4 separate regions of the Homo sapiens genome follow, and regions 1, 2 and 4 are each linked to region 3. A link is a loop called in an ENCODE intact Hi-C map of the cell type or tissue named here. Cell type or tissue: mammary epithelial cell. All regions are shown on one strand. Each heading gives the region's core, and the rest is flanking DNA. Links, peaks and the distances in the headings are about the cores only. Region 1 has its middle 97 kb from the start of IRX2-DT. Region 2 has its middle 130 kb from the start of LINC01377. Region 3 holds the start of IRX2 (iroquois homeobox 2). Region 4 has its middle 53 kb from the start of IRX2-DT.

Evidence for each region. A loop is a pair of places that touch in the nucleus more often than their neighbours do. Peaks named below come from ENCODE experiments on the same cell type or tissue, not always from the same donor. Only the 100,000 strongest peaks of a DNase experiment are listed, where the experiment ranks them.
Region 1: it touches region 3 in a loop (11-fold over the local background); 3 of 110 quality-filtered maps call a loop at or near these places.
Region 2: it touches region 3 in a loop (10-fold over the local background); 4 of 110 quality-filtered maps call a loop at or near these places.
Region 4: a loop joins it to region 3, with 7 times the contacts of the local background. A loop is called at or near these places in 3 of 110 quality-filtered maps.

The regions. Positions count from the first base shown.
Region 1 is chr5:2,845,373-2,853,080 of GRCh38, forward strand. No RefSeq gene overlaps it. Among named protein-coding and RNA genes, the nearest start is that of IRX2-DT, 97 kb to the left of the region's middle. RefSeq lists an enhancer at 4,738-5,937. In mammary epithelial cell, for the core only: a CTCF peak has its summit at 3,454 (motif pointing left); no DNase peak of the experiment used is centred there.
Region 2 is chr5:3,307,647-3,315,354 of GRCh38, forward strand. No RefSeq gene overlaps it. Among named protein-coding and RNA genes, the nearest start is that of LINC01377, 130 kb to the left of the region's middle. RefSeq lists an enhancer at 3,121-4,320. In mammary epithelial cell, for the core only: no CTCF peak of the experiment used is centred there; DNase peaks (open chromatin) are centred at 3,475 and 4,055; H3K27ac peaks cover 2,952 bases.
Region 3 is chr5:2,749,065-2,756,772 of GRCh38, forward strand. IRX2 (iroquois homeobox 2) reads right to left here and starts at 2,613. Exons shown (of 4, transcript NM_033267.5): 1 at 2,101-2,613; 2 at 318-723. The coding sequence starts at 2,349. IRX2-DT (IRX2 divergent transcript) reads left to right here and starts at 2,829. Exons shown (of 4, transcript NR_122126.2): 1 at 2,829-3,400; 2 at 3,616-3,690; 3 at 4,221-4,291; 4 at 5,965-7,708. RefSeq lists enhancers at 1-642, 2,728-3,652, 7,540-7,708. In mammary epithelial cell, for the core only: a CTCF peak has its summit at 3,724; DNase peaks (open chromatin) are centred at 2,707, 3,337, 3,537 and 4,167; H3K4me3 peaks cover 2,653 bases; H3K27ac peaks cover 3,013 bases.
Region 4 is chr5:2,800,870-2,808,577 of GRCh38, forward strand. No RefSeq gene overlaps it. Among named protein-coding and RNA genes, the nearest start is that of IRX2-DT, 53 kb to the left of the region's middle. In mammary epithelial cell, for the core only: a CTCF peak has its summit at 4,434; no DNase peak of the experiment used is centred there.

The DNA of each region.
Region 1 (7,708 bases), core at 1,461-5,460, 96 kb after region 3:
AGCCTAGTAAAGAGAAAAATGCAAGATTCTTGGGCAAAATTTAGTATTATAACCAACCCTCCATGAGTTAACTTACAAACAGTATATGATTCCAATCAGAATGCTAGGGTTTATCTAAAAGGCTGCATGAATATTACATTCCACATATTTTAAAAGAAGACTAAGAGATTATCAACTTCCAGATATTACATCACAAAGTAAGGCTACAATCACTGTAGAGAACTGAAGAGAAGAGACAAAACTAGAGACAAAAACATCCAGAAATTCCAGAAGCAGTCTAAATTCTGAAGAAGCGGTTAATAGCTGATGTGTGAAGCATTTCAAATGATCCAGAAAAGGATCAAGTGTTAAATAAACAGTACTGAGAAAAAAATAAAATAAGATCCCCACTGCTCACCTTAGCTAAAGCAAGTTCCCATGGGGTTGGCATGAAATGTAAAAAGGGAAATTGGGAGAGCGTCCACATAAAGGTGCGGTGGGTGTCATCTTCCTAAGAATAACATCAGAGATAGAAACCACAAAAGACTAATAGAGCAGATTAAAGAAAACCAACAGAAAATGGTCCTCCAGTATTTGTAGCGGTCAATAAGAAATACTGGAGAGAGAGAGAAAGGGGGATGGGGATGGATTAGGAGGCATTGGCTCATATGATTATGGAGGCTGCGGAGTCCCATGACCTGCCTCTGCAAGCTGGAGGCCCTGGGAAGCTGGGGGTGTAATTCAGTTCAAATCCAAAGGCCTGTGAGCAAGGGGGACCATGGTGTGAGTCCCAGTTCAAGGGCCAGAGCAGATGAGATGAGATGAGCTGTCTCTGCTGAGAAGTAAGACAGAAAAAAGGGGCCAAATCCCTCTTCCTCTGCCTTTTGCTCCACTCAGGCCCTCAATGGATAGGATGAGGCCACCCACATTGGGAGGGCACCTGCTTCACTGAGTCTAAGGACTCCAAGGCTGATCTCATCTGAAAACACCCTCCCAGACACACCTGGAAATAATATTTATTCTGAGCACTCTGTGGTCAGTCAAGGTGACACGTTAAAATTAAAGGTCACAGCATTGAATCAAAAGCACCATAATCAAATGAAAAGGCAAAGAGAAAAACTGGGGACAACTTGCAGAGCTGTCCTAGGCTGGCCAGGGGCTTCTACTGTGCATGTGGAATAATGAGAAACTAAACAATAATGGGAAAATCAGAATAAAACATAGAAATGACATTAATAGCTTTCTGTAGAAGATAAATGCGTAAACATTAAAACTATTTGGCTTCATTGGAAATAAAAAGTTCCTAAAAATTTAGATTAAAAAGCTTGAGATTATTTTTTTTTTAATTTTTGAGATTAAAAATTTTATAATTGACTAAGATTAAAAAAACACTAATGCTCACTGCTGGTGATGCTGTAGGGGAGGAGAGAGAGGCAGAACCTGCCGGGATGACCTTGTGTCAACAGCATCTTTCTGGAAGACATCTTTCTGTGTGTGTATCATACATAAAACCACACTTTGTTATATGTATATAATATATGTATATAAGTATAAAAATTGTGTTAGGGCTGGGTGCAGTGGCTCACTCCTGCAATCCCAGCACTTTGGGAGGCCGAGGCGGGTGGATCATGAGGTCAGGAGTTTGAGACCAGCCTGATCAACATGGTGAAACCCCGTCTCTACTAAAAATACAAAATTTAGGCGAGCGTGGTGGCACACGTCTGTAATCCCAGCTACTCAGGAGGCTGAGGGAGGAGAATCACTTGAACCAGGGAGGCGGAACTTGTAGTGAGCCGAGACTGCGCTACTGCACTCCAGCCTGGGCAACAGAGTGAGACCTTGTCTCAAAACAAAACAAAACAAAACATATATATATATATATATATATATATATATATATATATATATATATATATATATACATGCACACACAAAGAATAAATGAATGTAATGTTTTTATAGTAAGAATTGTAGGTTAGTTTAAAAATATTTTCTGAGTGCTTTTTGCATTGAGCATACTTTGATAATATAAGAAATATGAAATATTTTTTGAAAGTAGGATGCTTTAGTTGTTGAAAGTGTAATTAAAGAAGTAGAGTAGTAAATAAATTAGAGTAATATATAAATAATTGAGCTTTTTAAAAAATAATCCTTATATTTCTGAAAAGGGAAAATACTGATCCAATTACGGATACTAAATACAAGAATCAATCTTAGTACATCAGGCTCAGGGAATATGAGAAAGACACAGGTGAAGCTGAGTTTATGTTTTCTCATCTGCCGGTCCATGGCAGGACATGAAGAGTTGGGTAATTTATGGTTTGGAACGCATGCTCACTTTTGCAGGACTTTGGAAAGCCAAGTCTAATTACACCCAAATCATAGTTACTCCTGGAGGCGTTGCCTGTGTACGAATCCAACACCAACCGGATGTTCCTCAGGAGACCGTTTCATAGACCATGGGCTGCTGCACTGCAGTGTGGACGGGCATGAAATAACTTGCACTCCCATCATTTATGTGGGGGTTTGAATGCAAACAGCGAGTATGCATCTTATTAAGAAATGCGTGTCACCCAGCTCCATAGCCTCGCTGGAAATTCCAGCTACCCGAAGCAGGAATGAGGATGCCAACATTAATACACACACACAAAGACATTTTTCAGCTCAGGGACAAGACTTTCATAGCCAACTTTCTGCTGAGCGACCCAGTGAAATGAATTCACGATTATTTTGAATGAGCATAGTTTTAAAAACCTTACTAAAATATTCTCTGATTTTACAACATTTGATAAAGTCAGGGAGCTTTTTGATGTGTTTTCTTTCAAAGTGAATGGATGCTGTTTTGGCAACTTTGATATTTCATTTGAAAGGAGCATAATAAACTGTTTTCTTTGTATTGATTGAAGAAATATAGTGCTTATTTTTTTGCTTGGTTTTCTAGTAGTTATTCGATAGGTTAAAGGGCAATGCCATCTGTTTCCTAACAGGACATTTTGTGTAAGATTTGCAAGTCCTACAGGCACCTTTAAGCATGGATAAATATGCACTCTTGGTTTCAGATGGGTAGTTTTTTACTACCAAGGGATGATTATGTTGTGTGCCTTGAGACATTGGCTATAATATATTTCCTGTCCCTTTATTGCATTTTGGAATCATAAACAATGACTGTTTGGCTCAAAGCCATTTATTCAGCCCAAAAAGACATTATTTGCACAACAAAAATCAATAAAAATGTTACCAGGTCTGGCTGGATACTTTGCTTAACTGTGATATTTGTCTATCACTGATGGCATGCCATCTCTCGCAGGAGACTGGGGCCAAAACACAGCTATTGATCCAGTCAGCGGTGATGGATACTGGCATTTGGAAAGGGCTGCTGTAGAGAATCTCGATTAAAAAAATATTTCTAGGTTTTGCCTGCAGCAGAGTCAAGATAACCCGAGTGAGGAGATTTTCTCTGTTCTGTTGGGTTTCTCCCTCTTGTGGTGGAGAAGTGCTCCGGACCAAAGTCATTATTGAAAGAATTAAGTCAATCTGTGTTTCGCCAAAGGCTTTGGCATCGCATCAAGCTTAGCTGATTTAGACACGACCCCCCGTCATTTTCGTCACCTTAAAGCATCAGGAAGGCATTTTATATACACCAAGGGTAGGGAAGAGCTGCGAGGATGATCTTGCTTGCCTTTTTCCTCTTTTTACATTATCTGTTTATGTCTAGAAAAAACAGGGCAAACTGCTTCCCCCAAACAATTAACTCTGTGGCAGAGCACTTCCAAAATGTACAATTTAGTCAAGACTGAAGGCATTAACGCAAATGGAACCAATGTGATAGGCAAGACATACCAAATAGGTTAAAGACAATTTACTGCACTGAGCTTGAGGAAAAAAAATGATGTATTATCCTCTGGTCCCATAAATTTAAAATATAAAACTGTTTTTCATGTTTCACTTGATATCTCCCCACTTCCAGCATGAATCTGAGTCTCAGAGCCACAGTGGAAGGTGGCAGAAGGTTGAAAATACTTTTACTTTATTTTACTTCATTTCATTTTATTTATTCATGTACTTATGCCAGACCTTTTCCAAAAACAATTCATGGGAAAGGTGAGCTATTTGAATAGAGGTCCAGCATTCACGGGACGACAAGGTACACTCTCTGAGCTGTAACCCAGTGGTGGCGGGCTGGATTTCCAAACTCCATGACGTTCCTCAGGTTCACAGCAACATTTAGCAGCCAGACTCTGTGCAGTGTGTGTGTGCTTTGGGGTGGGGAAGGGGGCACTCCCAACAGCAGCTCTTCACTGGATCCCAAATTTCATCCTAAAAGTAGTTCATTTAGTTCTCCAACTGGCCCGAGGGGCTGCTCTTTCTTTACGTGGGTCAGACATGGCTGTGCAAGTCCAGCACAGGGAAGTCACTCTGCCCTATTTTTGTTTTACTGATTGTCTTGGATATTGTCCTTTCATTTTTAAACTAGAGACTGATCATAAAGTCTGTCCATGTCACTATGATTAAGTATTATTTTTAATCTCTAGAATACTCTGCTTGGGGTGGAAATAATTAGAAGTAGCAATGAAAAAAATCAACTGTTGTTGCTATTGTTGACTATTTTCAGGTGAGAAATTGGGTCTGGAGGATTAGATTTCATCGTGAACAATGTAGAGGCGCCTCAGCTATTTCTTTCTGTGAATTGTTTTGCAGCTGAGATCCTGTCTACTAGAGGTATGTTTTGCACTAATGATAAATGAATTTTTTTAGTGTTTCACTTTGTGTATGATTTTTCTAAGCTTGTATTATGGTCCCATTTGTAAGTAGACAAAAAGTGCCATATCACGATAACTGAAAGCTTCGTTTATAGAGATTAAATGTCTAATAAACACTTAGAGCATTGTAATTACATTTCTGATTGCAAATACACATATAGTATATATACACCTGATATACATAAAACTATATAAAGTATATGCATACATCCACATACTGTATACATTTGTATGTGTGTGGCCATTTCCTGGGCTAGGTAATAGTTAATGCACTTACTACACCATATTCTTTAAAAGTATATTTTCTATGACGCTAGATTTTTTCATTCTGAAGTACTCACATGAACGGACCTCTTGAAGCTGCCGCTTCAGATGATTGCTTAGCTACTGCTTGTATCCCCTTTAGAAAAACTGTCTTCTAACGGTCTTCCTGGAACGAGGAATGTGTGACGCCTCTCACTGCTCCTGAGAGCACCAACTCCCAGTCGCCATTCACGTTAACTTTCCTAAACCTGCATGTTCACCAATAATTAAAACTTACTTCCCTTTTATCCTGCAGCACAGAAAAATCAAGCAAGCTCTCTGAGCCTACAGCGGATGCCCTTTGAACACTGAGAGACACACACAAACCCGTGGCACGTTCCTCATGCAACAGCTCCCTCCAATTTCAGAAGAGTCGATGCTAGGAAGCACCTTGTAAGTGTCAGTGAATGAGCAGCTCTGCCCTCAGTAGATTTTTGTCTTATCCTGTCCTGCTGGTTTTCCTAAAAATTTACATCGGCTTCAAATAATATCTATTTTGCAAGTTGAAGAATAGAACGGTGGATGTTTTTCTTTGATTACCGTCACTTCATTTACAGTGATTCCATTTTTAAAATTCATTCCAAACTAGATTTGTCTTACTGCTGTTAGTTCTCTTTAGTAGCTGGTTTTATATAAATGGCTTCAGTGTGAGATCTTGAATTTTCAATCTTGATAAAGTGGGTAATAGTCTCTTCCTTGTAGAGTGTGATTGTGAGCTGCAATATTGGACGGAAAAGTGTTTGTGCTTGGGAGAAACTCCAAGAACAATACATTGTTGATGTTGTTTTTAATCAACTGAAAAATGGCCTAATTAGAGGACTTTAACAAAGATTTGTTGAAAGATTGTTGAGGGGAAGGTGCATTTAGTTTAAGTTTAATACTACATCTAGTTACATTAATTGGAGTTAAATTGTCTTTTCAATAAGTAATCCAGCAGAGTGTGAGTGGTGAATTATCTTCATTTGAACAATAAAAGGCCACCAGCCTGGAGTTGTTTTTGAAGAAGCATAGGCCAAGGATAATGTCTGTTTCACAAGTAAATCCAAGTCGGCCATGGAGATGACGTCTTGGTTTTCTCACAATGCCATCCGTCGGTGCCCTGCGGCAGTACCATTCTAGGTTGTTATTAGGAGCAAGCAGTATGTAATGGTATCCAAACCATATGTGTTGGCTGGGGAGTCCGGTGGGGGATGAAAAATTTACTTAGCATGTAATTCATTAGCAAACCTAGGACTGTGCAGAAATATTGTATTCAGATGATGCTTGTGAGATCTAAATAGAAACTGTAACACACGGTAGAGATTGAGTAAATACTTTTCTACTCCCAGATCGATTCTATTGATTGTCATTAAAGCGGCAAGCTCAAAACAATGAAGTGGTTTCTAATTTCTAGGCTCCAGGTGGAACCTGCCCTGTTTCTTCCTCTTTCCAGTTAAGAGCATCATTAAATGTATGAGCAAACAGCACATTGAGAGGCCAAGTGTTTTATTAATTCATCATCAGAATTATCTCAGTGCATTAATATTAATAGCTTCAAATTGGATTTCATTGAAGAGGTGAAATAAATATGCAGATAGTAAAAGCCTGCACAGCCAAGAGCTTTCCTTCCAATGGGACGTTCACCTCCGGCTTTGCCTCAGGAGGGTTGCGGGCCCTGCTTTTCTCCCTGGGCTGGAGCTGCCTAGAGGGAGACCTGGCACACAGAAATGTTCATTTCAGAGCAGGGAGCATGCCTGGCCCGGCCCACCCAGCCTCTGCCTCTCTGTAGGAATGAAGTCTGTGAGCTCTCTCTAACATTCTGTGTATGAAAGAGGCAGATACAACACAAGGAGAGTCATTTCTGTAGTCATGTTTCATTTCAAAATGGAGACGGGAAGAAGAGAAATTGAGTCATCTTGAGTTATACAAGGGCAAGAGATTCCAGGAGGAGCGTGAAAATGATTTGCTTTTTTGTTCAGAAAAGTCTTTGATATAATTGAAGATAAGTAGAACTTCCTTGGTGTATTTTTTTAAAAACCCTGTCTGCAATTTTCTACCTAGCCACATTTGCTTGCTAGGGCTGCCATAACAAAACACACTGTGGTATAACACAGTGGGAGTTTGTGCTCCCACAGCTCTGGATGCAAGGAGTCTGAAACCAAAGCACTGGCAGGACCAGGCTCCCTCTGGAACTCTGGGTGGCCTCGCCTTGCTCTTTCTGCCTCTGCTCATGGCCAACAACCCTTGGCCTTCCTTGGTTTGCAGCTACATTTCCCCAGCCTCAGCCTGGGTGTCAGTCAGGTGGCTGTCTCCCTGTGTGTCTCTTTATAAGAATAGCTGAAGGCACTAATGACATTACCTTAACTTCATTGCACCTGCAAGCACCCTCAGTCCAAATAAGGTCAGTCACAAGTGTCTGAGGTTAGGATTTTAACATGTTATTTTAATCCTAATTCAACTGGTAACACCAAGATAATTTTGAAAATGGAAAAAAATGTGTTTGTAAACCAGCGTACCTAAAGTCTTCAGAGACTGCCAGTAACACCTGAGGAAAGCCCCGGCGATGCGGAGCAGGGGAGGATGAGGGCTGCGAAAGGCGGCGTGACTGGCAGATGCTGAGGCCAGTCCTAGAAGGCTGTGTCCTTGTGGCTCCATGTGAAAGGTGCAGATGTCCCCCACCCCCAAAC
Region 2 (7,708 bases), core at 1,850-5,849, 560 kb after region 3:
ATTCCCTCCTGAGGCCTCTCTCCTGGGCATGTAGGCAGTGTCTTCTCTCCGTGTCCTCTGTGTCTGTGTCCTGACCTCCTCTTCTGAATCTGCTCCAGGCCTCTGTTCCAGCTCCTGGTAGTCGCTGGCAACTCTTGCTGTTGCTGGGCTGGTGGAAGCATCACCCCAGTCTCTGCCTTCACTGTCATGGGGCGTTCTCCCTGTTTGTATGTCTGTCTCCAAATATGTCCTTTGTATAAGGACAGCAGCCATAGTGGATTAGAACCCACCCCACATGGCCTCAGATAACTGTAATATCCTCTTTAAAGGATCCACCTCCAAATCCACTCACATTCTGAGGTATTGAGGGTTAGGACGTCAGCATATAGATTTTGTGGGGAATATACAATTTAGCCCAGAACATATGACCAAGATGAAGACATTTTGCATTTATAATTAAGGTCACAAATCAGGTGAGCTTTGAATCAATTAAAAGGAAAATTACCTTTGGTGGGCCTGACCTAATCAGGTGAGAACCCTAGAAGAGGGTCTGGGCTCTTCTGCAAAGAGAATGACACTTCTCTGCAGGCCTTGAATAAGCACACAGCCATGCTGTGAGCTGCGTGTGGAAGAGGTGGCTTCTAGAGCTGAGGGCTTTAGTGTCGCAGACACAGGAGGCTGAGTTCCATCAACACCATCCGCGGCTGGGGAGCCTCTTCCTAGCTGAGTTTCCTGGTGGAAATGCAGCTCGGCAGGCACCTTGACTGCAGCCTAGACAAACCTCGGGCAGAAGACCCAGCTAAGGCCTGCCCAGACTGACTCACCAGAGCTGTCAGATCCTAAATGAGTGCTGCACAGCTGGCGGTAATTACTTCTGCAGAAACAGAAAACTACCTGGATGGGGAATGTTCTAGGTCCTCAGTCCAGGGAGAGTTTCTTCTCCCGTCCTTTATGATTGCAGAAATGATCAAAACCTTCACATAATGCAAGCTTTCTGTGTTTGCTTGCATTTACTTATCTAATTTCTAGAAAAAGGAAGGCCTTGATTCTAGGAGAGAAAAGCAGAAGAGAAAATGCAATCCCTAAATGCCCTTGGGTAAACGAAGAATTCCTGGATCCATCAGTTTTTTTGGGGAAGCATTTGTCCTGAGCTTTTGGGGTGGTGGGTGTGGGCAGCTTTGCCTCTGCAGGCCGGGCTGAGCCCGCGGACTCCCTGGAGCCTCCCCTTTCCCCTTTGTCTCTCAAGGGAACTCATTGTTTACTTTTTGCATCGAGGCCCGGGGGTGCATGCGTGTTCTGGTGCTTCTCATCCCATGCTGGTTCACTACTCGATGCTCTGAGGAGTGTGGTGGGTTCGTAGGATTTTATGTAGAAAAAAAGTGATTTTCACCACTCGGATGTGGGCTTTCCTTAAGCTCTCTTTTCTCTCAACCTTACTTTCACAGACTGTCTCAAATTCTCCTCCCATTTGTCAGTCTCTAAACATGATGGCCTGTGTCTGCCCTGCCCACTCCACAGGCTTGAACTATTGAAGCCTGGGAGAGGCTGTAACAGAGACTTGAGTTGTATGTTGCAGTGCCAAGATCTTGGCTCACTGCAGCCTCCACCTCCTGGGTTCAACCGATTCTCCTGCCTCAGCCTCCTGAGTAGCTGGGATTACAGGCGCACGCCACCACACCCAGCTAAGTTTTGTAGTTTTAGTAGAGACGGGGTTTCGCCATGTTGGCCAGGATGGTCTTGATCTCTTGACCTCATGATCCGCGGCCTCCCAAAGCGCTGGGATTACAGGCGTGAGCCACCACACCTGGCCTGAATCTTCTTAAATGCGTCACAGGCCTTGGCTCGAGAACCAACCCTCCTTCTCACCAGATGCTGAACCTCCATCAGCCACTTATGGCTCCGAGCCTCAGCTTCCTCTCTGGTAAAGGGGAGGTTGTACCATTCCTGTCTACAGAGGGATGCACCTGGAATGGGCTGCACACTCTTGATACGCAGGTTGTCGTCATCCTAGACCCAAGGAGGCTTTCTTGTGACTGAACAGAAGAGGGTGGCACCGGCAGCCTGGTGGTTAGCGGTCCTCGTGGCCGCTCCAAAGCCACCCAGTGCAATGAGCTGCCACACCTGCAAAGCTCCATTCAGCTGGGCGTGACTTTTAAATTCCGGGAACTACAAAAGGTGATTCATCTTTCATTTGCATAGAAAGCATCCCTTGAGACATCTCTTATTTTTCTGATGTACAGTGACTTATCTTTATAGAAAATGACGATTTTTACATGGGCACTATCAATCAAGAGGGTCGTCTTGATCCACATTGTTGAAATGGGGCTCATGTTGGGAGAGGCAGGGCCTCCAGATCTCTCTCTGGCCCTGTCCCTTGCCATCCAGCTGAGCCTAAAAAAGGTCTGGCCCATCTCTTACTCAGAACCAGTGGCCTCCTCATACACAGAACCAGTGGGTTGGGAAGGATGATCACATTTACTCCTAAACATACAACTCAAGTATCTGTTATGGCCTTTCCTAAGCTTCAATGGCTCAAGCCTGTAGAGTGGGCAGGACAGACACAGGCCATCATGTTTAGAGTGAACAGAACAGAATGATTTTCTAAATATCATTAAGTCATCATACCAGGCATCATTAGCTCTTATTTGGTCTCTGATTCACTTAAAGACTGACATCAGGTCGAAAGGCCTTTTTGAAAGAAAGTCATTGGGAAATTCTGCTGAAGTGAGCTCAATGTTCTTTTTGGGATTTCAACTATGGAGGCTGCAATCTCTCTGTCCTTAGGTCCTTTAATGCAATCTACCTGCCCCCAAAGACACCCACCCTGCTGGGCCAGCTGACTCTAAACAGGTCCAATCTTTGTAAATGGGGGTAGCAAACTGATTACCAAATCTAAGAAAAATGTTATCCTATTAAGACAACAGGCTGGTGCCTTATTTGCCTGGAACGTTGAGTTAAAATAATAAGAGACACTCATTAAAAGGACAAAATGTGGAATTGTCTACTCCACAAACTCAGCAATGCAAAGTATGCCAAAGCGTGAGTGTCTGCCTGGCTCTTTTGAAATCTGAGCTGGAGTCTTTATTAAATCGCCTGCGGATCGCTGCCTGGCATCACCGTACACGTGTGAGAACACCTCCAGCGCCTGTGCTCACCAGACAGGAATGCTAGGATCACTCGGGGCGATTGTGCATCTCCTAATCCCCACAAAATAAAACAAGGGGATAACTAATCATAACTGGTAGCAATTTGGTGGGTACAGTTCTTCATTTATCATCTTTATGTACATATCAATAACAGTCAACGCCCTTTGGCAAACTTTCTGAGGATACGTTGCCATCAACAACAATAAATCATGTGTGAGCATATGTAGCAATTATCACTGGAAATAAAGGAGTTCAGTCCTAGTGAGGGGGAGAACCCGACACAGATCTTAATTCACAGATCTTAACACACCCGGCCGGGTCGCCGGAGGCCCTTGTGGCTGGGGTGACTCTGCCACTGCGTATGTGGTGGATGGTTAGACAACCAGGCGGGGTGAGCCCTGCGTGCCTGCGTGGAGACAATGGGCCCCGCGAGCGTGTGTGCTGCCAGCTGCTCTGGAACAATGGGGCCCTTTATGTCGCTCGTGCACCTCAGCACGGATTTAGTAATGTTTTGATTTATCAAGGACAAGCGTCAGCAGGCAGGAGAGAGGCTGTTTATACCTAAGAGCTGCTTTTCCGTGAGGTCTGTAGTGAAGGTAATGTGGGCTTGCGGTGGACTGTCCGAGGAGAACCCCTGGGCGCACTTGCATGGAGGCTTTGGCCTTTGCAGCGGGGTTCTGGTGCCTTTGTGGCAGCAATGGAGGGTCCTTTAACAGGGGATGATGACACAATCCCCCACTCAGCACTGGGCTGGGCAATGAGACCATATGTTCTCACCGCCTTTCCCCTCTGAGAGGGTTTCCATGCAGAGCCCTGCCTCGGAGTCTGATTTCCAGGCGACTTCCTGTGCCAGGAGTCAGTTGGAAAGAGTGAGGTCACCTTGAGCAAAAGCAATGCTGGGAATATTTGCCGGACATGAAAAGAACTCAGGTATTTCCCTTACCAACCTCTACCGTCAGGAAGAATGTCAAGAGTTGGAGGTTCTCACTGCTCAGCTGCCCCCACGCCTTCACTCTTTCTCTCTTGCCCCGTTCTCCCCTGACACATTCTGACTCCATACACACAGAGCTTAAAATCTACTTAGTAACAGTTGCTAGGAAATAGCAATTTACCATCTCTCATGGCACACCTCTCTAGCAGTGGAGGACTCGATCTTAAGAAAGTCCTCCTTGTCTCTGACTCCCATGCCCACCCTTTCTCCATCTCACTTTCAGCTTCCGGGGTTCAGAGCTAAACAGGGCTGCATGGGTACAAATGGCCAGGCCCATCCTGTGATACAGGGACAAAATTCCACCTGGGTGAGAACAATTATTTCCCCCTTAAGCAGATCTGCAAACTCTAAGATATATTTTTATTTTCCTTAAAAAACCTCTAAATAATTAAGTGGGTTGGAGGACACATCACACCCAGCCCAGCCCAGCCCCTGACCTTCCTGTTCTTTCTGTGTGAACCCAGGTGGGTGCTGGAAGCCCATGATCTGCATGTCCCTTCTCTGTAAGAATGAGGTGGTTCATACCCCAGGTAGTTTCCTGGATGGGTAGAAAAGCCACGGGGTAAAGCGTGAGGCCATGGCTTGAAGTCTCACTTACTGCCAGCACCAGCCTCCAGACTTAGAGGCGTCAGCCTCTGAGCATCTCCTCAGAAGTTCACTGCCCCCAGAGGATCTCCCCCAGCACATTCCCACAGTTCCCACATTGAGTTAATCCCTGAGAACCATCTAACCACGTGCCCACCATGTGTTGACAGTCAAGCTATGCTCCATCGCTAGATTTCATTACCATTTTTATCCCTAGCCCTCTTGACCACTCATTCTTGGAATGTTGATGGGAACAAGTGAGCTGCTTTTATTCGTGTCTCCAAATGGGCTGGATTACAACAGCCAATTGACTGTTGACCCTGTGTTTTCTAACTACAGTGACAGCCTCAGAGGGCAGAGTGCAGTGTGAACATAGAGAAAGGAACCTGGTGAAGCTCCTGCAGTTAAACTGCTTATAAAGCTGTCTTCTGGGCACCCAAGGTTTGGGCTGCCATCTTGAACAGGAGCTACCAGCACGCTGATGACTGGGTGTGGGATGACCAAGAAGATGGCATGCGGGAGATGTCATGGGCTTGGCAACTCACAAACCGAGTAGGTGGTCCTGGGGACTGGCATCCAACCTCAGTACCTTCACAGTGTGTTCCTGCTCAGCCGGAGCCTGTGCCTGTGGCCCAGGGCCCTGATTTTCCCAGCTGGAGCAGCTCTAGGGAAAGGCAGCCAGTTAGAGAAAGAGCAACTGCCGTGGGTGGGTTCTATTTCTGCCACGCATGGCCTGTACCCATTATCAGGAGAGTATCAATGGCACCACCTTCTCCTAGAGAGAAGCTGGCATGCACTTGTGTGGCATGCTTGCCACTTATTTCTCCAAGAGATTACAAGATCCAGGACGACAGAGATGGTTTTATCCATCTTAGGACACCTTCTACTGCCAGCAGCCACTCCCTGAGTAAGGGCTGTAGAAACACATAATGAGCTTGAGTGTGTGTTGCTTGAAGAAAAGTAGTGTCTTTTATTGTTCAAAATTAGTAAAATTTGATATCTTTCATTGACTTCCCTGTGCTTGCTTGCACACTTAAATATTGTGCATTGATCTTACATCAACCCTTATACATATTTTCCCCCATTAATCAGAAAATGGAGAGGAGTTGTGTCAGTTAACGTTTCTGCAGACAACTTCACAGCAAAGGCTGCATGCTTACACCTTATTGTCACCCCAGGATGACGTGTATCCATGGAGAATCTTTAGAGCACTTCCACCTGCATCATTGCACTGGCCTTTCTATGCGTGCTGTGAACTACACTAAGAGTCACCACGATTTCCAACCTACAGATAGGAAACTGGAGGTCCCAGGTCTACCATGGTGACCTGCTCAGCAGAGCTTGGGCCAAAAGTCAGGTCTTCATGTGGTACTTCCAAAGGAGAAATTACAAAAGGTGAGAATAGTTTAAAATGCTGACAGTGGTTATTTCTGAATATGAGGTTCCGGACTTTTTCCTTCTTTTGCTCATCATCTATGTTTTCAACTTTAGCCATAAGGAGCATTTGTTTGTCTTGCCTTGCTCTGCAGGGCATTCGGTTTGACAGGGCTGCTTCCATAGTGGAAGCTGTCTCTGAAGCATGTGTGATCACCTAGGAAGAAGCAATGTTGCACCCTAAGTGCTCATGGGGCAGGGCATCGAGAGGATCACATGGATAGCCGCCACCCACCCATGATGAGACCATTGCAAACGCAGGCCTGGGATGAGTCTCCAGATGCCCAGTGCTGGCTAGTCATGGTGTATACAGCTTAAATATAACCTACACACAGCATATATGTGGCCCACATATAGCCTGCATGTAGTCTACACACTGGCTACATACAGCCTATATATGGTCCACATAAAGCCTACATACAACCCACATGTAGTTCACATGATGGCTGCATACAGCCTACATACAACCCACATGCAGCCCACACAATGTCTCCATACAGCCTGCATACAACCCACATGCAGTCCACACCATGGCTCTATGTAGGGCTCCCTGCTGCACTGCTCCTCTCCTTGCCTCCCTCATCCTCCTTGCAGCCCTCCCTGGCTCTCCTTGGGCCACAGGAATGCCTCTCACTCACTTGTCATTTGCTTCACCAGGACCTCCTCAAGGTCTTCAAGTGAGATCCTGTCCTCCAGGGGTTGGACAAGGTCTCATCTTCCTGGAACCTCTGTCTTGGGCAGCAACAGAGCCTCCCCAGGTGTGCACATGAGCAGGGGCACTGGGACTCGGCAGCGCTGTGGGGCACAGTGAGAATTTGGGGTGGAGCGGCCTCTCCGAGGAGACATCTAAGTTGAGATCTGAAGAATTAGAAGTTAGCCATTCAAGGATCTGGAGAGAGCATTTTGGAGAGGGAGGAGCCTGGAGGAAGTCTTGGGTTGGGGAAGGTCAGTCCTTGGAGCTGGAGTCAAACTTGGAGGAGACACAGCAGATGTGGCTTCAGGGGACACGGTGAGTGCTTAGACATCATCCTGCACCTGACAGCAAGCAGAAGAGGCATTTTTTCTTTAATTAATACACTATTTTTTTAAGAGAAGTTTAAGGTTTACAGAATAATTGAGTGGAAAATACAGAAAGTGTCTATACATACCCTTACCCCCACATAAACAACACACATGCACACACACACACACACACACACAGAGTTTTCTCTACTGTATTAAAATTTATTCTAATTACTGTAGAATTAATGTATTAGAATTTTCCAGAGAAACAGAACCAGATGACTGATAGGTCAATAGACCAATCAATAGACATTGTGAGAACAGGGTCACCCCATGGTGGAGGCCACGAAGCCTCAGGAATGCAGACTGCAAGCTCAGGTTCAGCCTTCGTATTGTACATTCTGTGGGTTTTGACAAATATCAAACAGCACAGATCCACCATTACAGGATCACATAGAGTGTTTTCACAGCCCTAAAATCCTCTGTGCTCTGCCCATTCATCCCTCCGTTCCCCCAGTCCCTGGCAACCAATGATCATTTTCTCTTTTGCCTTTTTCAGAATGTCATGTAG
Region 3 (7,708 bases), core at 1,559-5,558:
GGGCACGGTGGGTGGCACGAGGGGACAGCGCAGGCACCTGGAGCCCCCTCCGCCCCCTGTCCTGCGGCACTGGGCCCTCCCCACGGGACCCCTCACCTCGCCCCCACCCGGCCACGTGACAGGCGGAGCCTGACCTCCCCGGGAAGGGCCCGAGGAATCGCTCGCTCAAATCCCGGCGACCCCAGGGCAATGTGGTGCGGCTGGGGCTCCGGCCCGGACCTGGGGTGTCCGGCGGGCAACGTCCTCCCCGCCTTAGCTCTGCGCCCCGCCTGGGAAGAAAGCGCCCCGAGACCTTGCGCCGGCCGCTGCCCGCTCACCTTCGTCCTCTGCCGAGGTCTCCGTGCCCTCCTGCGCCTTGTCGGGACTCTCGTCCTTGCTTCTGGTAGCGTCGCCCTCGTCCTCGTCCTCATCTTCGCTTTTGTTTCTCGGGGCCCAGGTCATCTTGTTCTCCTTCTTGAGGCGCCGGCGCGCGTTGGCGAACCAGGTGGAGACCTGGGTGAGGGTCATCTTGGTGATGATGGCTAGCATGATCTTCTCGCCCTTGGTGGGGTAGGGGTTCTTGCGGTGCTCGTTGAGCCAGGCCTTGAGAGTGGCCGTGGCGTCCCGCGTGGCGTTCTTGCGGTACGCGGGGTCGTTGAGCTGGTACGGGTAGGCCGCGCTGCCGTACGGGTGGTAGCTGATGGCGCCGGTCATGCCGGTGGTGTGCGCGTCGTAGGGTGCGCCCTGGAACCAACAAGAGCCTGTGAGTGGAGTATGCGGAGACCCCGCGGGCAACCAGCCAGAGGATGCCACCCCTCCGCCCGCCCACGGCCACCGTTCCCCCCGTGAGTCTGGCTCTGGGGCTGCGCTTCCCGCCGCAAAAGAGCAGGAAAAACGCAGTGTGATTCGGGACCAGCTGTTGATCACAAAAAGTACCGGAGTTTTATTCTCGAATTTCTGAACTATTTCACTTTCCTAAAATGACCCATCTTCCCCTAAGTGTTCCGGAGCCGCTCGTGGCAATGTACACAAACCCTTGCACGTGCGCGCACACAGGCCCACAGGTAGCTCTTTGATATCTAAATTTCTGCAGATGCTTGGAGTGCGGCTGCCTCCCCCTACTCCCTCTTCCCCTCCCTTATATGGTTAAAAAAACACCCCAGAGCCCCCAATTCACTATTCACTGCTCTAAAGCTGGGCAAATCCAATTTGCAACTCAGAAGCCAGTCACCGTTTCGAATTCTTCAAATACGCCGTAATTAGCATTTTAATTCATCCTTTAACGTTTAAATTCGAGGCATTTGCAGCCTTCGCCAAGGCCCCAGCGACTCGGTCGCTGCCCAGAAATTCCGCCGAGGGCCGGCAGTCGCGACAACCCCGTAATGGCCTCAATCGCCCGTAACGTGCTTCGCCGCGGCCCGGGCCTGGCCCAGCTCAGTAACCTCGAGACTCGCGAGCCGCCCCCAGGTCGCCGGAGCAGGAGCTGCGCTCGGGCCACGGAGGACTCAGGCGGCCCTTAGCGGGTCACGCGCCCGCAAGCACGATATTTGAAAGCATGGTCCGCTGGACAGAGTAAGGCCGAAACCTGGGCGCCTCGGGCCGGACTCCGGAGCCGCAGCTGAATGCTCGGCTCCTGGGCCTAACTCGGTGACCCCCACCGCCCTGAGCCCCGCGAGTGAATGCGAACCGCCCGGCCGTCGGCTCAGAGGCCGCAGTGACGCGGACCCTCGCGCCCCACGCCAATGCAGGCGAGCACACAGCCCGCTCCGAACGCCTCCCCAGGCTGCGGTGCGGAAACCAGGGACAAACGGCGCCAGACCCCGGCCCCGGCGGAGACGCACTTCCCAGGCTCTCAGAGAAAATCAGCCGGCGAGCCGAGGGGACGCGCGGGGGGCGCGCGGGTCCCGGCCGGGCTCAGGGACGTCCCCGCCTGCCGCGCTGCCCTCCCCACCCGGGGCCCGGCTCAGCCTGCGGGGCGGCCAACCGAGCCGGCGACTCCTGAGTCGCCAGCCGCGCCACATTCCCGGCGGCCCCCGCCCGCCGAACCCGAGCCCCGCTCCGCCTGAGCCCCGTCTGGGTCCCGGCGCCCAGGAGTCCCGCGTCCCGCCCGCGCCCGGTTACCATGTAGGACGGGAAGCCGGCGGCGGCGGCGGCGGCGTCGGCCGAGTACTGCAGCGGGCTCCCGAAGCCGGTGGCCGCCTGCGCCGTGAAGGCCGCCGAGCCCGGGTAGGGGCTGAACGCCGAGCCCGACGCCGAGCGCGCCAGCTCCTCGCTGCGCGGAGCCGCCAAAGCCGACGCGCCGTAGGCCGGGCACGAGTAGAGCGCCAGCGAGCCGGGCGCCTGGTACAGGTAGCCCTGCGGGTAGGACATGGTGGGCGCGGGGCGCGGGGCCCGCGTCACGCCGAGCAGCGGGCAGGGCGCGCGGCGCCCTCCATCCACGCCCGGCCGGGGCGCGGCGCGGCGGCGGGCACCCGGACGGCCGGCGGAGGCAGGCCGGCCCGGGTACTAGCCTGGGCGGCCCGCGGGCCGGGGCGGCGGCGGGGTGGCGGTGGCGGCGGCAGCAGCGCGGAGCCGGTGGGCGCAGCCGCGCGCCAGGCCGGCGGTCGGGGTTTGGGGGAGTCTGGAGTCGGGAGTGAGGAGTTGAGGAAGGAGCGCTCGAGTTTCCGAGGGACATTGGAACGCGCAGCTGTCCATCACGCGCTCATCTGCATATTCGGGGGCCCGCCCCTCCCCTGCTCCGCCCGCTGCAGCCTCCGGGCCGCGGCCGGGGGAGGGGCAGAGAGACGGGAGGGAGGCGGGGGAGGGCGGAGGCGACGGAGGCGGGCGGCGGGAGGGACCGGCAGGCTTTTGTGGCGCAGCCGCCTCTCTAGCAGCTCCGGCCCCAGCCCGCGGCTCGCGGACCTGCAGCCCAGCCCGGCCGCGCTGCGTGCCCCGGCGCGCACCCCTCCCACTCCCATCCACTCGGAGCCACGTCCCCTGCCCGGCTCCGGCCGGCTCCCACCGTCCCCGGCCACCGTCTTCGCCCCTGCCCGGCCCCCGCCCCTTCCAGCCACTACCCCGCCCCCACCCCCTTCTCCACCCTCACGGACTAGGCAGAGGCCGCCCGCGGTCAGGCCAGGCCGGGTCCAATTAGGGGACTCACAGCCTGCCCCGCTGTGCACCCCGAGGAGGCCCGGCCCCTGTGTCCAATCCGGAAGTCGCAGGGAAGTGGGGAGGTCAGGATGGTGGCGCCCGCGGCTCGGGTCTTCCTCCGGGCAGTGCGCGCGGCTCTCACTTCCACGGTCCCGGACCTGCTCTGCCTCCTGGCCCGAGGCTCCCCGCGTGGCCTCGCGTCTGGTCGCCTACCCCTCGCGGTCCACTCCGCCCAGCATGGACCTGGATCCGGGGCGCCTTGGTTGCGAATTGCCAGGAGGGCCCTGAGGTGAGCTTTCTGCCCCCAAATCCGCAGCGCAACCCCCGGGGCCCTGAACGTTACGACTTTCCACTGTTGGGAATGACGCCAGGGCTTCAGCTAAGAAGACGCCGTCCCCTAAAGAGTTTTATTTTATTTTGTTTTTCTAAGTTGACTCCTCTTTCAGATTTGTGTTGTCAAAACACTGGGGGGATGATTGTTACCTGACAAACCGCCTCTGGCAGGACCTGAAGCCTCCCAGTCACGTCGAGAACGGGCAGGAGCTCAGGTTGGCGCCGCCGGTGCAGTGGGCATTACAGGTAGCTCAGGTGACGCGCGGCTGGAGTAGGGGGGCGGTTGCCTTGCGGGGCTCAGAAGCGAGGCGGTTGGCGAGGGTTCCTAGGACCCCAGCTTCCTAGAACCCTCTCCCCATCACGCTTCTCCAACCCTTTTCCACTCGGGGATGGCCGAAGAGGGCGTCTGGCTGCCCACTCCGAAGGGTCACCTATGGGGGGCGCTCAGGGGGATGGAAGAGTGTCAGGTCTGTGCTGGCCTATTGGGAGCACCCACCCAGCAGGTGCCTCTATCCTCGGAAGCCGTCTCGGGTGGGTGCGGTGGAGAAGAGAGAGCGCAGTGGCCTGGGGCGGGCCTCAGCTCAGGCCTGCAGCCGACTCCTGCACCCCTGCTGGCCCTGCAGCCTGCGGAGCAGCCTTAGTGATCTCAGGACGCAGGGCATGTTGCGGCCTCCCTGTGGTGCGGCTGCAGCGGCGCGGAGGGAGCGGAGCCCGGGTTGCCAGTCTGGTCCAGGGCGCAAGAGAAACACTCACGGCATCAGGCTGTCTTTCCCCAGGTGCAAGGGAACCAGTTGCAAACTGCAGTGCTGTGCTTGAGGATGGCTCCTCCTGAGCCGGCAGGCTCCCGGTAGGCGCGGTCCAGGCACGTTACCCCTCCCGCCAGGAGCTCCCGAGCCGAGCCACTCGCCCCCTACCAGTTATCCCACCCACCCCTTCGCCCACACTGCTCCCCCACCACTCTTCCTACAAACCACACCCCCATCCTGCACACATCCTCTTCAGGCCATCTCAACACACGCACACGCACACACACCCACGACCACCTCTCCCTCCACCCACAGACACCCCGTTCCCACAGGCTGGGCCCCCTGCAACGACCCAGCGGGGGGTTTCAACCTTGTTGCGACTCCACATGGGACATCCTAATTCAGTCCAGGACAGATATTTTTAATCAATTACTATAGAGCTGAAAAACAGAGAGAGAGAGAAAGCAGCCGGGTTGGGCAAGCCGTCGACAGTCTGCGACATTTTTGCGCTTCCTGGGAGGGAATTCCTCCAAGAAGAGGGGTAAATGAGAGGCCCACACGCTGGATGGCAAACACAAACACTGTCAGATCAGATGGCAACCTTTAGGGTTCCTTTACGATCAGATCAGTTTAAATGAAAAAAAAATCGGGTGTAATTTTTATCACCAGGGAGCACTGGCCTGGAGTATTTCCATTTCTAAAGAGCGGTTCCCGCTGTGGTTTCATTAGCATTTGGGGCTCATCCTCCCTCCCCCTCCCTTGACCCACCCCCCTCCCCCCGCCGGACCTCTGCCAGGGGCAGAAGAGAAAACAGCCAGTTATTATACAAACATCCTCAGTTTGGAGCTGGAGTGTCTGCTCTGGATACAGTCGATTCTGACATCAATTAAATATATAACCAGACACGTGCAGTGGCGGGGAGGGTCCCCTCACCCAGGGTGCATCTCCAGAAACGCCGCCTGCCCTTCCCCCTCTTTAGCTCAGTGTTGGGAGTTTGAAGATGGCCTCTTCCCGTCCTGTGTGTATTTTCCCCTTAGCAATTATACTCCTCCACTGAAATCTATATGTTCCATACCGCTGCTGCCTGTTACTAATAAAAACCGTCTACCTTGCACTATTAAACAGTCGACTCTTACTACATGCCGTTTTTATTGGTAGTGACTGTAGCAAATTAAAATGCCTACGCAGGGACATTAAAAACTTAACACTCGTCATTGTTATTGAAATATATAAACTACGTTTTGCTTTAAAGCTCTCTGATATTAAAGAAAAAAATCACATTCCTTCTTCTTAAGTTAAAGTTGGCTTGGTCTTCTTCTTAAAAAAAAAAAAAATCAATCATGAGAAAACATGCTGCCAGCGTGGAGTCTTGGCGCGGCGGTCCCGGCGAGGCTGCCTGAGAGGGTGGCGGGCTCAGCCCAGACTCCGTCTCGGGGCCACGAGGGCTGCAAGGCCGCGGCTCCCGAAGAGGAGGGCCTGGGATGTTTTGCTCAAGGGCGAGGCGGGGTGCTCAGGCCTGTGGGGTCGCTGGGGAGAGCCCGGCACTTGGCTTCTGAGGCTTTTCAGTTGCCGTCCGAGCAGGAGGGAGGGAATGAGCAGGCACGCAGGGAAAACCCAGTAACTGCTTTGCAAACGCGACCCCTGGTCACAATAACCCAGGCGATGGGGGCAGTTTCAGGTTCCTGGTGGGCCCTGCCCCCTTTCCTAGGTGTGCCCTAGGAGGTGGGGAAAAAATTAACACTGTTTCTATTTTTCTTTATTGTCCCTGCAACAGCCAAAGAATTTAGAACGAGTCTACGTGGACACGCAAGTTTCAGCGAGCGGGGATTTCCTGCGAGGCCGAGCGCGAGGAACAGCCGGCCCCGGAGGCTCGGGCTCGGGGTCTCCCCGGGGACGCGGCCGACTGAGAAGGCCGGGGCGCTCGCCGGGCGCGGCGCCGTCCTCCGTGTCGCGGGGACGGAAGGAGGCGACGCAGGCCAGGAGTCGTGCGCGCGGGCGGCGAGGGGGCGCTGTGGCCCGTGTCTGCCGGCCCGAGTCCCGGCAACGGTGGGCGCGACCCACCTCCTCCCCCGGCGGCTTAATTCGGGGAAGAAGAAAAAACGGCATCGAGGCATTTCAATAAAACCTAAGCGACTCCTGATCCTTTCTCATTGTGGTTCCTTATGAGCTTTCGGTGTCTGGCGGGGAAACAGTTACCGTTCGGGGGTGTGGCAAACTTTTTTGGCAATTAAGATGAAACAGACGCTTTTATGTGGGTTTCCTTTAATGAAGTAACATTGGAAATGTAAGTAGTTTCAGTGCATCAAATCACATCGCTACCGTATTCGCGGTCACCGGCCCTCCCGTTCCAGGGCTCCCCGCGTTTGTCGAGGGAGAGAGCGAGGCAGGAACAGGGGGCCGGGGACATGAGAAGTTTGGCTAAGAAATTTTTCTTTTCTTTGAAAACAAAAGCGTTGTTATAAATGGAACAAAATTTAAGTCAACATGGAACCCACATCTCTTTCAAACGTCGTTTCTAGGTCTAGTACTCTGTGAGTAGGTTGGACTGGATTTCACGCTCAACCGGCATTTCTAGGCTCTCAAAGACGCTTCCGAGGCCTAAATGTTTTCCTGGAAAACACGTGCAGAGGAGCATCCGTGGAAGACTGAAAGGTCCCCGCAGCTCCAGTCCTGGCAGGATGTGCAAGGCCTCTCGAGGTTTTCAAATGGGCCCCCGAGGCCTGGGAGATCCCCGAGTAGCCACGCGGGCGCCACTTCAGGGACGCGGGGCGGCGGCTACTGTGGGCCGGGAGGGCCCCCGCACGGGCTGCTCTGAGCGCCTGGACCCGGGACCCTGCGCGCGCTCTTTTCTTTTTCTTTCGTTTCTTTCTTTCTTATTTATAATTTACATTCTAGGGACCTCGTATTCAGCTAACCAGCTCTTGCTTACTTAACTGCCCTGTTTTCAGCTCCGGATTTCTGGGAGGTCTCCCCATGGCTAACTTGTCCCTCCCGGCATCCTTTAGCGCTCTGCAAAATTTGCCTTCCTCCCACAGATGCCCCGCCTCCGACGTGCTTCCTGAAGTTTCTCTCCCGCTCAGGGTGCCCACAATCCTGAATTCTCCAGCATCTCGCCGACTCCGTCTCTACCCTCCTCTCCTTCCTAATCTCGCGCTGGCTTCGCCCTTTTCTCTCTCCTCCTCCTTCCTACGCGCCCCGCCCCCTCCCCCCAGGTCGCACCTCTCCCCGCCCGGGTCGGGAGCCCCTCGTGGCCAGGCGTCCGCGCGGCTCAAGACCGAGGTCCGCCACGCTGGGCCGCTCGTGGGCGGCTCTCACCCGGCATACCGTGGAAACGGCGCGTCCCGCCAGCTGCGGCTCCAGCCTGGGAGGGAGCGCAGCGCGGGGAGCCTGCAGCGTCTGGAGAGTGAGGAAAAGGGACATTCCTTGGAAATGGACAGAGCCGAGTTCCTTAAAGGGATCGCAGTTGAAAGAGACCCTCTTCAAAATCAGCAACGACCTGGCAGCCTTAGTTCCTCAAC
Region 4 (7,708 bases), core at 1,954-5,953, 52 kb after region 3:
ATGAGCAATGGTCACTAGTCTTTTAAGAGTCAAAAATTTATGTATCAGCCTGGCATGGTGGCTCACACCTATAATCCCAGCACTTTGGGAGGCTGAGGCGGGTGGATCACCTGAGGTCAGGAGTTAGAGACCAGCTGATCAATATGGCGAAACCCTGTCTCTATAAAAATAGAAAAATTAGCCAAACATGGTGGTGGGCACCTGTAATCCCAGCTACTCAGGAGGCTGAGGCACGAAAATCGCTTGAACCCTGGAGGTTGCCTTAAGCCAAGATCATGCCACTGCACTCCAACCTGAAGGACAGAGAAAAACTCCATCTCAAAAAAAAAGAAAATTATATATCAGTGGAATTTAATATATTACTTTTAGTCTTGGCAATTTATTTCAGATAAAGCTACGTGCTTGCAGAACTTAATACCTATTACCTGAGAAATCTGTGCTATATACATTCAGGAAACAATTGTGAGACATTTCACATTCAAGATGGGACTTCTCAATGTTATAAGTAATGGTAGCATGTTCGTATGGAGTTAAAAAAAGGTGTAAAACATTTTTTTGAACTTTATTCAGTCGGCATGTATAATTAATATGCAGTAAATTATATGGTTCCAGTTTAAAGCTTGTTTAAATGCATAGAATTTGAAGTAGAATGAAGAAATAAAATAACTTTTGGAGTGCTGTAATGTAATATGTTGATCAATTTTATAGGGGAGTGGTGAATATTTAATTAATCACCTTTTGACAATTATTCACACTGTTCGGAATCAAGGTCTTCATTAAAGCCGAAGAATAGCTTCATTACAAATGACCCATAAAAGTGTCAAGTGCTGGCTGCGAGGACAAGTAATTTCCTTTCCCTTTAAAACCATTAGATGGAATGATGAGGGCGGAGAGGGTGACGGAGTGCATATTCGTGTGATTACAAAGAGAAGCTCAAACAGTAAATTTGACAGCTACGTTGGAGGGGAAGAGGATAAGAGTTATAAAGTGACAGCTGTATTCCTTCAAAGTGCTTTTAATTTTATAAGAGGACAAGAATGGCAGCATTCTGGTTTTCACTGGATATTTCTCTTTGCCTCATCGTATGTGTTTAGGATTTAGTCGTGCCAGGATTTTGGCACTGGTGGATGTAAATAGAGGGATAATGCTGACGTTTTTCACAGTACCTCTCTAGATGGCTCTCAGCAGACGGAAAATGCATCCACTGCCCCCTTGATTGATGGCTGGGAAGCTGGCCCTCCTGGAACTGCGTCTGGACAGCAGAGAGGGACCCATATGTCAACAGAATCTGTACATGCGTTTCCAGGCTTGGCTTCGAGGACTCAGAAAAGATTCATCATCGAGGCTCCTGTTCAGCCTGAGAACAATCTCAAAAGTTGATAACTGCTTACCTTTCACTGAATCCATTTCTTAACTTTTCAATATTGGCCAAGAACTCTGACGCTGATCAACTTTCAGATGTCAAGATAGGTCTCTGGGTTTCAGAAATTCTTGCAGATTTTTTTACTGAGTGAAAAATATTTTCCTTCCCAAATGACTCAGTGATGAAAAATCATTTATGAGAATGTCAAGATTCCATGGCCTTGAAGAAAATGATACAAAAGAGACTCGTTTGGATGACTCCCCTCCTCCCCACCGGGCTGACAGTAGGCACATTTGCTGTGAGGACCAAAACAGCTTCAAGGGGTCCTGTTAGGCATTGTAGCTGCAAGGTTGAATTCTCTGTGTTGTGAAAAGTGTTTTAGATCCTTGTCATTGTAAGTGGCCTCCTTAGCTTAAGTCTGGCAAAATGCGAAGGACTAGGACTGATTTGAAAACAAACATGCCTGAAGATACTTATGTTTTCAAAAGTTCAGGGCATCTTGACCACCACTAAGGTGTGTTCCTTAAACCTCCTCTTTATTTCTTTGAACCTCGTTTATTTGAAGATCCTACACCCATGGGCAACCTGGCTGTAGTGCACACACCTACACACACAAGTTCAAGTGGCCACTTTTAAGACTAATGGCTATTGACTCTCGGGAATTCTGTGATGTTATCTCGCCTGTAAAGACTTCGTGGTATGCCGTTTACATTGTATCTGGTGATTGTATAATCATTATTGATTTTCCCTGTGTGTAGTACCTATGTCAAACAACCTCATATATTTAAAAGGTGATTATTCCAGTTATATATCTACTATTAGATAAGATCAAAGGTAGTTAAATGTGCGGTAGATGGGGCAAAGATGGCATAATGTACTTGTGCCTCTACCTTTGCTATTATACAACTCAACAACAATTGACAGCATTTAATAATTAACTTTCTAAAACATGTTGAGATTTTGGGCCTGCGGAAGAACGGACCTTGGCAGATGGAGGGAAAGCGTCGAGACCCACAGCTCAAGGCCTCATGGCTCCAGGAATGCAGGCAGCAGGATGAATGGCTTTTCAAAGGCCCTGGGAAATCATTCTGGGTGCTTAATTTGTGCCTTGTTTTTGTACAAATACTTTTGAAGAAACGAGAAACAAACTTAGACCGATGCGTAATTTCCCCCAGGATGTAATCACGGTTAATCCTAAGAGCAGGATTCCCTGGGAGCCACACCTCAGGGGAGGAAACGGGCCTTTTCAACTCCATCTCCGGGGCAGTGTGGTTATTTTATTAATGATCAAATGGTATTCTGTACATGCTGGGGGAGGAGAACCTCTGCTCCAGCACATTTATTTGAAGGCACACCAAGCTGGTTTTGTTGTTGTTTTTTGTTGCTGCAGAATTTTCTTAACAACATTTTCATTTTCCAAAATACATTTTGAGTTACAGATTTTGGAATTCATTATAACACAAACACATAAATATTTATTATTTTGAAAGCTATTAAGACTACATGTAAGACAATCCAATGGGAGTTTGTGGCAACTGGGAAAGAGAGCTCCACAAAAACCAAATTCTACTATGAGGCTTCACACACATGCAGCCCATGGAGACTTGTTGGAAAGTCTTGGTTGCCATTGTCTCCCTGTGCCCAGCTTGTGCCGTCATGGTCATCCCTCCTTTCCTCCCTGGTTCTCCTCCTCTGAGAGGCTGGGAGGGCTGGGCTGACTGCAGAGTGGGCTTGGTGGGCCGGATTGGGGGCTTGCCTGCTGGGTGGTGGCCTGAGTGGAGGATAGATGGTTTGTGGCTTCACTGGCTTCATTAGAAGTATTATGCAGAGTATCTCCTAGGGCCACATAATTTTTTTTCTTTTACATAATGTTAATTAGGAGTTATCCTTTTAGTTAAGGCAGCTAATGGAACACCACTACAACAACAATAACAAAAACCAGAACAATGCAAGTTTATTTCAGGAAACAGCAAATTCAACTTTTTTTTTTTTAAATGTGATCTCACTTGTCACCCCGGCTGGAGTGCACTGGTGCAATCATAGCTCATTGCAGCCTCAAATTCTTGGGCTCAAGCTTCTTGAGTAGCTGGGACTACAGGCCTGAGCCACCATGCCTGGCTGATTATTTTTATTTTTTGGTAGAGACAGGGTCTCATTATGTTGCCTAGGCTGGTCTCGAACATCTGGCCTCAAGTGATCCTTCCACCTTGGCCTCCCAAAGTGCTGGGATTGTAGGAGTGAGCCACTGCACATCTCACAAATTTAATTTTAATGTCAGATTTATCAGCTTGACTGATTTGTTTTAAGGCAACAGTTCACATTTTCAGATGAAAAGTGCTTTGTGAGAAATGTACCAAGATATCTTCTTTTAAGTTTTCTAAAATGTTCCTTCGATTTAGTTTTTTTTTTTTTTTTGAGACGGACTCTTGCTCTGTTGCCAAGGCTGGAGTGCAGTGGCGTGGTCTCAGCTCACTGCAACCTCCGCTTCCTAGGTTCAAGCAATTCTCCTTCCTCAGCCTCCCGAGTAGCTGGGACTACAGGCTTCCACCACTTTGCCCGGCTAATTTTTTGTATTTTTAGTAGAGATGGGGTTTCACCATATTGGCCAGGCTGGTCTTGAACTCCTGACCTTGTGATCCACCCTCCTCGGCCTCCCAAAGTGCTGGGATTACAGGCATGAGCCACCGTGCCCAGCCTGGATTTAGTTGTACATAAAATTGAACAAGACCTGATGAAGAAGAGGAAATCAACAGTGATATTTCCCCGTGTCTTGTGGAATCCATTGTGTTGAAGGCAGCCCAGGGAGCTTGCACTGAGCTTTTCCTGCATTTAGTGAATATTCTTCCCTGCTACAGGCTGAATGTCTGTGTACCCCCAAAATCCACATGTAGAAACCCTCACTCCCAAGGTGACAGTATGAGGAGGTGGGGCTTTTGGGAGGTGATTAGGTCAGGGGGGTGGAGCCCTTATGAATGGGATTCAGGGTTCACGGCCTTATCCAAGCAACCCCAAGGAGCTCCCTCATCTCTTCCACCATGTGAAGGCACAGAGAGAGGGCGCCCTCTGTGGACCAGGAAACCACAGGGAAGCTGCAGGTGCCTTGACCTTGGATTTCCAGGGTCCAGAACTGTGGGAAATACATTTTTGCTATTTATAAACCCCCTAGTCTATGATATTTTGTTAGAATAGCACAAACAGACGAAGACACTCTCCTATAGCTCCAACAAATACCTCCCGCAAAAACCCGCTGTGGTTTGACTGGAAGGGTCACATCTGACACGTTTTTTTGAATTTTCCATGATCTCCTCAAAGACCACACTCTACCTTTGACGTGAAAACTGAGCTTCACCAAATCATTACCCACTTTTTACCTTGACAGTAGTGGAATAAAATATGATTTGGGTCATATTCTTGTCAAATTCAAAACCATTCTCAGAAGAGTTGATTACATTTTTAATTAATTTGGTGATTTTAACTGATTTCATGTTTAGTTTTGGAGTCAAATTCATAACTTTTACCCCTTAAACTAATCTTATATAATGTTCAATGGCTTAATATATTGCTTGTCAATGAGATGTCATTTTCTTTTAGTTGAGGTCAAGGTTGCCATATTGTAAAAAAATCTTCTAAGTTTTAGGAAAATATAAACTTTTCTCTGGGGCAATCTGATCGTGAAATATAAAATTTGCTGTGCTATGCGACATGGCAGCAGCTTCTTGCCCACAGAAAGACAGAAAGCCCAGTGGTCTTGTTAATGACAGTGGATGTGGTCCTGGAGTTCACGTTCTGCTCCCTACGCTGGAGGAACCCTCTGTGGGAGTAACAGGAGGCCCTCAGCCCAGCGCCCACTAAGTATCTGCCACATAGGGTGCCACTGAGAGTCAAGGCAGGAGGTGGATACAACTCTTAGCTATCAGAGAGTAGACTCCACCAATCACTGGGATGTGATTTGTGCACCGTCAGTGGGATGCCAGGGTTGGGAAGCACAGGCCCCATAGGGGGCTGGAGGTCTTCCTGGGGTTCGCTGGGCTGCTGGCACTGGGGCCTTCTCTGGAAGAGTCAGTGGCTGGTCTTGCAGCTTCAGCTTGTCCTGACCAGCTCCTCGCAGAGGCCTGTGCAGCAGTAACGCCATCAGAGGCGACTTGCATGTTGCCCCAGGCCGGGTTTGTCCCAGACCTGCCGGATGAGGAAGCATTTCCAGGAGAACCTGCTTGGGCAGGGGAAGGACCGAAAACCAGAGGGGCCGACAGGGCAAAGCACCCCAGCAGACCTTACGGAGGGAACCAGGTCAGTGCCCCCGGGAGCTCAAGTGCGCCCAGACTTATCTGCATGGTGAGTAATGGGGGTTGAGGCAGTCAGGACATTCACATCCCCACTGCTCAACAGCTGCTTCCCCAGAGCATGTTGTCAATTCCCAGGCACTGTCAGCTCAAGCACAGCTGGCTCTGGAGGCCCACAGGCAGCCTCTGAGAGTGACACAGGGGTTGGCTGCTGGGCGTGAAGAGAAGCCTGGGGCTGGAGCAGTACGTTGGTGATGAGGTGTGGAGGACCATGGGTGAGCAGCAGACGGTCCTCCTCACCTGATGGAGGGGAGAGATGCATTTCTCAGTAGCTTGGCTGATTGAATTCTCATTCTGATAGCAAACATACACCCTATCTATATTTCCAAAATGCTCATGGCATTAGCCATTCAAACATTTTTGGTGATGTCAAACCAAATAACAAACACAGAAGAATTTTCTAGTGCTGATGAGTTTGATGAGGAATGAGCATTGCACTGTGGAATACAGGAGCCATGGTAAGCGATGGGTGAACTCATGGAGGCAGAGGAAGACACAGGTTTTTATTTTATTTATTTATTTATTTACTTATTTATTATACTTTAAGTTCTAGGGTACATGTGCAGAACGTGCAGATTTGTTACATAGGTATACACGTGCCCTGGTGGTTTGCTGCACCCAATCAATCCATCACCTACATTAGGTATTTTTCCTAATGTTATCCCTCCCCTATCCCTCCACCCCCTGAAAGGCCCCAGTGTGTGATGTTCCCCTCCCTGCGTCCATGTGTTCTCACTGTTCAGCTCCCACTTATGAGTGAGAACATGCGGTGTTTGGTTTTCTGATCTTGTGATAGTTTGCTGAGAATAATGGATTCCAGCTTCATCCATGTCCCTGCGAAGGACATGAACTCATCCTTTTTTATGGCTGCATAGTATTCCGTGGTGTATATATGCCACCTTTTCTTAATCCAGTCTATCATTGATGGGCATTTGGGTTGGTTCCAAGTCTTTGCTGTTGTGAATAGTGCCACAATAAACATACGTGTGAATGTGTCTCTATCATAGAATGATTTATAATCCTTTGGGTATATGCCCAGTAATGGGATTGCTGGGTCAAGTGGTGTTTCCAGTTCTAGATCCTTGAGGAATTGCCACACTGTCTTCCCCAATGGTTGAACTAATTTACACTCCCACCAACAGTGTAAAAGTGTTCCTATTTTTCCACAACCTCTCCAGCATCTGTTGTTTCCTGACTTTTTAATTATCACCATTCTAAATGGCATGAGATAGTATCTCATTTTTGTTTTGATTTGCATATCTCTAATGACCAGTGATGATGAGCATTTTTTCATATGTCTGTTGGCTGCATCAGTATCTTCTTTTGAGAAGAGACACGAGTTTTTAAAGCGAAACTGACAAGGTCCATACAAGTTGTTTTGAAAGTTATCCTTGGCTACAAGGATTGATAACAAGAGTGGTGTCAGTCTGAGGCTGGATGGGCAGTGGGTGGGCAGACGTCCTCCCAGAAGAATTGACTGTGTGAGGTTGCAATGGCTTTTGTGCAGGGCTATGGTTTTTTGCAGTCTTTTGCCGTGGTTATTATTAGGCAGTCTTATGTGAGAACTGCCCCCTTCATGGCCTTCCCCAGATCCATCATGTCAGGGTTTGACACAAGTGCCTCCATTTTTATTCTGACAGCTTTCACAGATACCATTTTCAACGTGTAGATTTTTATCCACAGTGCGATTTTACTGACAGCAGCTCCGAGAGCAGTGGAGTTGTGTGGACGGCCAGCTCCAGACAATGTGCCCAGATCGGGACACATTTAGACAGCAGATGGAACCAAGTTAAGGAGATAGGGAGATAGATTAGGGCAGGATACCTTGCTAGGAAGAGGAGCTGGGCACAGTGATAGTCAGGAGCAGGTGACCACATGAAGACCAGGCAGAGACTCAGGGGTGCATCCAGGAGCGAGGGAACCACCCCAGGGACTGCCAGAAGCACCAGGGCTGGAAGAAGCAAGAACCGATGCTTCCCAGCAGATGTCAGAAGGAAAATTCCCT